Regions from separate parts of the Homo sapiens genome. Here region 2 is linked to region 1. A link is a contact called in ENCODE Hi-C or POLR2A ChIA-PET data. All regions are on one chromosome and are shown on one strand. Each heading gives the region's core, a stretch centred on a gene start or an enhancer-like site at or near the end of the contact. The rest is flanking DNA. Distances are from core to core; before and after follow the strand shown.

Region 1 (3,546 bases), core at 445-2,944:
TAATTTTCACAACGAAAAGCTCCCTTCCTCACCCTGTAGCCTGGCTCCTAGAAGCAACTTTTTTTTTTTTCTGATAGTAATTACATATTTGTAAGTTAGGTATTTATACTGCTTTTTCATTTATCAGCTTTAAACTATATTGAATTACTTTCTTCTCCGAAACAATTAGCACATAACTCTTACGTACTGTAAAACTAATTTTCCTCACCAAACATAATCATTTAAGGAATCTGGATAAATCAAAATTCAATGTTTATCATTTTATGACATCAATATTTACCATTTGTAGCATCTAAACCTTAGCCAGACATGTAACAAGTAGTATGTCATTAATAATTTTTTCTCATTTTTTCTTTTGATCTCTTAAATTTTAAAATTTCCTTTTTTATTTCTTCCTATGAATCCAACACCTATTTTCTCCACCAGAAATGTAGTTCTCTTTTCAGTAGATCCAGATGTGCACTAGACAATTAATCAGCTTTGGCTTTCACTTGGAGACATCCCTCCCTAGTCCTCCCTCCCCTCGTCCCCCTCTGGATGGGAGAAATATGCATACATGATCCCATTTTTGAAAGAAATTAGGAAGCTCAAAATCACACAAAAAGGCTGGGTGTGGTGTGGCTCACACCTGTAATCTCAGCACTTTGGGAGGCCGAAGTGGGGTATGACTTGAGGCCATGAGTTCTAGACCATCCTGGGCAACACAGACCTCCTCTCTACAAACAAATACAAAAATAGTCAGGCTTGGTAGTGTGGGAGGCCCGGGTGGAAGGATGGCTTGAGCTCAGGAGGTCGAGGCTGCAGTGAGCTATGATTGCACCACTGCACTCCAGCCTGGGCCACAGAGTGAGACCCTGTCTCAAAACAAACAAACGAAAAGCCACACACACACACACACACACACACGCCCTAAATGTGTGGCTATATCATTTTAACAGGCGGTGAATGTGGAGAAATGACTGAAGAAAACTTTAAAGAGTTCATTTTGCATCCTGCTACCTGAACAGTTTTAAAATCCACAAAAAGCCCTACACCCAAAAACTGACCTCCACCAAGTCTTGTCCTCTCAGCCTACTAGCTCAACCCCATTCCATGCCCCACCACTGCCTTATCTTGTCCACATACTCGCCCACCAAACCTGGTATTAACCCACAGCAAGATCCGCCCATCAAACCTAATGCCCGCCCACAACCTCGCCCCGGAACTTAGTCTCTGTCCTGACAGCCCCGCCCCCATGCCTGGTACCGCCCACGGTCCCGCCCCAGAACTTCTCCCCACCCCCGGAGCTGATCTCCACCCACACTCAGCCCTGCCTCCAGGCCTGGTACCGCCCACAGCCCCGCTCCAGAGTTGGTCCCCGCCCCCGGAACTGGTCCCCGTCAACACTCAGGCCCGCCTCCAGGCCTGGTACCGCCCACAGCCCCGCTCAAGAGCTAGTTCCGCCCCCAACCCTGCCACAGACCCGCGCCAGGACGACCCTGCCTCCGCGGCTGTCCCTAGCCAGGGCCCAACCTGGTTCTATTAATAACTAAGCAAACTAGAACACCTCAGCCGGAGGCTGGGGTGCGCGGCTGCTGCACCTGCAGCCTGAACCCGGGGGTCCTGACACGCCGCATTTTGGGCTGGGACCAGCTGGAGCCGGAAGCGGAGGTGCAGTGTGGCTAGCCGGAGACCGGAAGCGGAAGCGCGCTTGTGTCTTGTGAGAAGAGCCGCGCTTGCAGCGTCTGGGAGAATCTTTCGGTCTCCGCGAGAGGTGCTTCATTCCGTGAGTCCGAGTCCAGAGAGGGGCCCCAGCCGCGGGCCTGCGTCCCTCCCGGGAGCCGGGTTTCCGCCCCTGAGGCCTCGGGCTGTGCGCTCAGTTAAGCCCGAAGCTGCTGTTTCCTCCGGTGTCCGGGCCCCGCGCCCCTGTCATCCTCACTCTGTCGTCCTCACCCTGTCGCCCTCACCCGGGGCGATTCTGCGCCCCAGGGGACTTTTGGCTATAGTTGGAGACGGTTTGGGATGTCACAAAATGGAGGGTAGGAGGGACTGTGCTACTACTGTAATCTAGAGGGTGGAGGCCAGGGATGCTAGCAGCTCAGCATCCTGCAGCGCGTAAAGCAGCCGCCGCCAGCAAAGACTCATCCAGCCCCAAATGTCATTAGTGCCCAGGTTGGGAAACCCTGCTGGAGGGCATTAAAATCTCTGCAGTCCTGAATACACTGTAGAAATTATTTAGAATTCAGCCGAGTCCACTTATAAGGCCTAAAGTGACGAATTTAAAGCATCTGGAGTCACCATACAATCTCCAGCCAAATGAGTTAAGCAAGTCAGATGAAAACAGCTTTAAGCTTCTTGTCCCATTTTAGGGACCAGATGGCTGGATAGGAATCTGGTGAATTCAGGCACAGCCAGTAGCCTGGGTTCTTATTCTTTAAATCAATTTTTTTTAAGTGAATGGGGTGGTCTTTCTATGCAACAACTGTATTAGTCTCAGTAAATACATTTTACTATACGTACATATTACTCCCTACAAAAGGCCTCATAAGCGATTTTTGTGCCCTTTTTATTTAGACGAAAAAAGTATAATTCAAGCTCAGATTTGTGTTGAAACCAGCCTCAAGTTTCACCTATCCTCACTGATCCGTGGACTTCTGTATGATCAGGTAGGTACCGTGTAGAACCTGCAAGTTGCAAGACTCCACTGTGTAGAAAACCTGTGAATGGATTTTTCCTGTGTTCAGGTTGTAAACACAAGGACTCACTAACAGTGAGGGTATTTTTTTTTTTTTTTTTGAGACAGAGTCTCACTCCGTTGCCCAGCCTGGAGTGCAGTGGTGCGATCTCAGCTCATTGCAACATCTGCCTCCCAGGTTCAAGCAGTTCTCCTGCCTCAGCCTCCCAAGTAGCTGGAATGACAAGGGTGCACCACCACGCCCAGCTAATTTTTGTATTTTTAGTAAAGATGGGGTGTTGCCATGTTGGCCAGGCTGGTCTCGAACTCCTGACTTCAGGTGATCCACCCACCTCGGCCTCCTAAAGTGCTGGGATTACAGGTGTGAGCCACGAGTGAGGGTATCTTAAAAATTATTTGTTTGATGCCTTATATTCAAGAGAAGGATACTAAGGGGTGTGTGATAATGTGTGTCAAAATAAGTCAGTAAATACAGCTATATGCAAATCAGTACACAAAACATGTAAACACTATTTAAAAGTTTTTTTTTCAACCTTCCAAGACATCTCAATTTTTCTTTTATTTTTTTCTTTTCCTAACAGGCCTGCCAGCCTGTAGACTTATGCTGTATAATAAGGTAGCTGCTGGTCCATGCGGTTGTTTTAATTTAAATGTAGACCAATTAAGATTCCATAAAATTTTAAATTCAGCTTCTCAGTCGCACTAACCACATTTCAAGTGCTTGACAGCGACATGTGGTTAATGCCCCTATTGAACAGCAAAGATTAAGATCATTTCCATCATCCCAGAAAGCCCTGCTGGGCGGCATTGTTCTAGTCTCTTCCCATCTGTCCATTGCAATGAAGCCAGAACGGCTATTGTAAAAGATAATT
Region 2 (3,616 bases), core at 1,063-3,562, 140 kb after region 1:
TTGTACATTGCAGGGTGCTGAGCAGTATCCCTGGCCTCCACCCACTCCATGTCAGGAGCATCTCCCCCCACCCCGACGTGTGACAACCACAGATGTCCCCAGAAATATCCAGACCCACCCTAGGGTGAGAACCACTTGGTGAGCGAGACTCTTGCCAGAGCCAGAGGGAAATCATCAAAGCCGATGGGGCTGAAATGGTTAAGTTGGTCCATCTGTCTGTCTGTTCATCAGGCCCTGATTTATAGCTTTGGGGGCTCCAGCACCCCATTCCCCTGGCTTCCCCACAGTCACACTGCCATTCCCCATCATCCCCGGGACCCAAGCCCTGCGATTCCCGCTCAGCTCCCACCTAGCAGACACATGTTGAATCGAATGCCCATTCATCTGTCCAAGATTTGCTGAGGGTCTGCCATGTTTTGGAGGCGCTTCAATAGCGACAAGACATCGTGGACCTTGACCTCATGGTGCTTCCAGTCTAGCAGGCAGGCAGGCAGAATCAGAGAGAAAATTTTTCTTTAAATTTATTTTTGGGTTTTTTTGAGATGGAGTTTCACTCTTGTTGCCCAGGCTGGAGTGCAATGGCATGATCTCGGCTCACTGCAAGCTCTACCTCCCGGGTTCAAGCGATTCTCCTGCCTCAGCCTCCCAAGTAGTTGGGACTACAGGCACCCACCCCCACGTCCTGCTAATTTTTTGTATTTTTAGTAAAGACGGGGCTTCACCATGTTGGCCAGGCTGGTCTCGAACTCCTGACCTCAGGTGATCCACCAACCTCAGCCTCCCAAAGTGCTGGGATTACAGGTGTGAGCTACTGTGTCCAGCCAGAGAGAAAGTTCCATCTGCTTCTGTACCACCCTCTAGCAGCCCTCTCCAGCCCCGCCCCCTCAGTGAATTCCTACAGCACACAAGGATCCCAGGCCAGCAATTAGAGTCCTTTTTCAGCTCTGTTTAAAATGTGAGGCTTAGAATAACAGTGAAGATGCTTTAAACCACTACAGGGGGCCGGGCGCGGTGGCTCACGCCTGTAATCCCAGCACTTTGGGAGGCCGAAGTGGGCGGATCACGAGGTCAGGAGATCGAGACCATCCTGGCTAACACGGTGAAACCCTGTCTCTACTAAAAATACAAAAATTAGCTGGGCGTGGTGGAGCACGTCTGTAGTCCCAGCTACTTGGCAGGCTGAGGCAGGAGAATCGCTTGAACCCGGGAGGCGGAGGTTGCAGTGAGCCAAGATCGCACCATTGCACTCCAGCCTGGGCTACAGAGCGACTCCATCTCAAAAAAAAAAAAAAAAAACAAACAAAAAACCCTACAGGGCACTGCAGGAACCCACCCTCCATAAAGTATGCAAAGAATTATTATGCAGCATTCACTTCCCCTTTGCTTCTCTCCCCCAAGGAATGCTCAAGATAAATTCTCTCTTGCAGGTCCTTTATTTATCAAGCCAAACAGCATCTCAGAGGGATAATTTATGCAACAAAGGTTGCAAATCATTTGCACATCTTCAAAGTATTATTGTCCATAGCCCAGTGCATGAGCGCCTCTAATTGTCTACAAAGAAAAGCAACACCTTCAACAACTCACGTCCAGCAGAGAAAGACTTCAGACAGGAAAAGTCAAATCACAAGTTAAAAAGTCAGAACTGGCTGGGCACAGTGGCTCACGCCTGTCATCCCAGCCCTTTGGGAGGCTGAGGCTGGTGAGTCACGAAGTCAGGAGTTCGAGACCAGCCTGACCAACATGGTGAAACCCCATCTCTAGTAAAGATACAAAAAATTAGCCAGGCGTGGTGGTGCACGCCTGCAATCTCAGCTACGCGGGAGGGCTGAGGCAGGAGAATCGCTTGAACCCGGGAGGCAGAGGTTTCAGTGAGCAGAGATTGTGCCATTGCACTCCAGGCTAGGTGACAGGGCAAGACTTTGTCTCAAAAAAAAAAAGGAAATGGGATACAGACACTTTAACTTCCCAAAACCCAGACAGGTTGGCTGTTAGCAACCTGGGCGAGAAGTCTATGAACCAGCTTCACAATAAATGCCTTTTAAGGATGGCTATGTGATGAAGGTGTTTTCTCTTTGTGATTAAACGCCTTACTCATCTGAAGGGGGAAATTCCATTTAAGAAGTGAACCAGGTATGAGAAGAGACATTTTCCCCAGAGGGAGGCAATGACCTCTTTCCTCCCTGGGGCTCGGAACTTGTTTCTTCACACGTCCTCCCAGAACTCTAGTTCTTATTCCCCCCTGTGCTGGCCCTCCATAAACATTTGCTGAACAAATAAACCCATGATGGAAGGCAAGAGAAACTTCAAGACAAGACGGCTAGGCCGCCGACTGCCTAACTGGAGGGAACCAGATGTTAGCATTAAAGTTAAAAGTTAAAAGCCTTCCCAAGGTCACCAAGCGAGGTCTCTCTAACCTGGCCTGAGGTCCTCATTCTTCTCTACCCTGTTTACCCAGGATGGAAAAATGACATTCTCTGCTGGTGGGCTGGTTGTCCACGTGAGAGATTTCAACACAGCGTTTGGAGGTTTTAAACCTCTATCATCGCTGCAGCCCAAGGAACAAAATCAGGGGCCAGGTATGCATTAGGGGATTTGCAAATGCTGTCTTATTTCATCCACTCAATGACCATAGAGGAAGATATGATGATGACTTATCCCTCTTTTTATAGATGAGGAAACAGAGATGTTCAGTAGTTCCAAAGTTCCTTCCCTTCCCTTTTTTTCTTCCCTCCCTCCCTCCTCCCTCCCCTCCCTCCCTTTCCTTCCTTCCCTCCCTCCTTCCTTCCTTCTTCCCTCCGTCCCCACCTCCTTCCTTCCTTCCTTGTTCCCTCCCTTTTTTTTCCTTCCTTCCTTCCCCTCTCCCTCCCTCCTTTCTTCCTTCCTTCTTCCCTGTCTTCCCAGCTTCTTTCTTTCTTCAGGGTCTGCTTCTGTTGCCCAGGCTGGAGTGCAGTGGTGCAATCATAGCTCACTACAGCCTCGACCCCTGGGCTCAATGGATCTTCCTGCCTCAGCCTCCCGAGTAGCTGGGGCTACAGGCACACGCCACTGTGCCTGGCTAAATTTTTATTTTTTGTAGACAAAGGTCATACAGCAAAGAAGTGGAAGAACTAGGATTCGAACCCAGGACCATGGGCTCTGAGTCTGTGCTTGTTCATGGAAGCACCAGCCAGTTCAGACACTCCCAGGCCTTGCCCAGATGGTCAAATGCTTCAAACAAGGACACCAGGGAAGGTCACTGTTCCTCGTATTTATGCCCCTTGTGTCACTGTCTATATCTGGGGTTAAGAATCACTCCAAAAACACCACAATGATCTCCCAGACTCTCAATTCCAGCAGAGCAGACAGCCGTCCCCACCACCACCCCCTCCACCCACTCAGTCCTCTCTCGGTTCCACTTCAGGATGACTCGAAAGACAGAAAAAGACTCAAAGCAAAATGCCTAAAGCTTGGAAACGCCAGCAGCCCCTGAAAACTACCGAGCTTCCTTTTCCTGTATTTATTTATTTATTTATTTATTTTTTTGAGATGGAGTCTTGCTCTGTCACCCAGGCTGGAGTGCAGTGGCATGATCTTGGCTCACTGCAACCTTCGCCTCCCGGGTTCAAGTGATTCTCCT

The links. Hi-C counts contacts between places; a loop is a spot of excess contacts on that map. ChIA-PET counts read pairs that join two places held with the same protein, here RNA polymerase II (POLR2A). Pooled maps may share reads with other maps.
Region 2: a pooled map shows a loop between it and region 1 (4-fold over the local background). The contact joins the enhancer-like site here to the promoter of ZNF557 in region 1. A Hi-C loop is called at or near these places in 2 of 50 pooled maps. POLR2A ChIA-PET finds 5 or more read pairs at or near these places in 3 of 52 experiments (H1, HEK293 and T-cell).

The regions. Positions count from the first base shown.
Region 1 is chr19:7,068,009-7,071,554 of GRCh38, forward strand. ZNF557 (zinc finger protein 557) reads left to right here and starts at 1,695. Exons shown (of 8, transcript NM_024341.3): 1 at 1,695-1,765; 2 at 2,554-2,645.
Region 2 is chr19:7,212,064-7,215,679 of GRCh38, forward strand. The region is part of intron 2 of INSR (insulin receptor); the gene reads right to left. Among named protein-coding and RNA genes, the nearest start is that of INSR, 81 kb to the right of the region's middle. RefSeq lists enhancers at 503-1,049, 1,050-1,595. Within about 2 kb of position 2,313, at least 2 of the 41 ENCODE cell types and tissues checked have a DNase peak (open chromatin) inside an H3K27ac peak, as active enhancers do.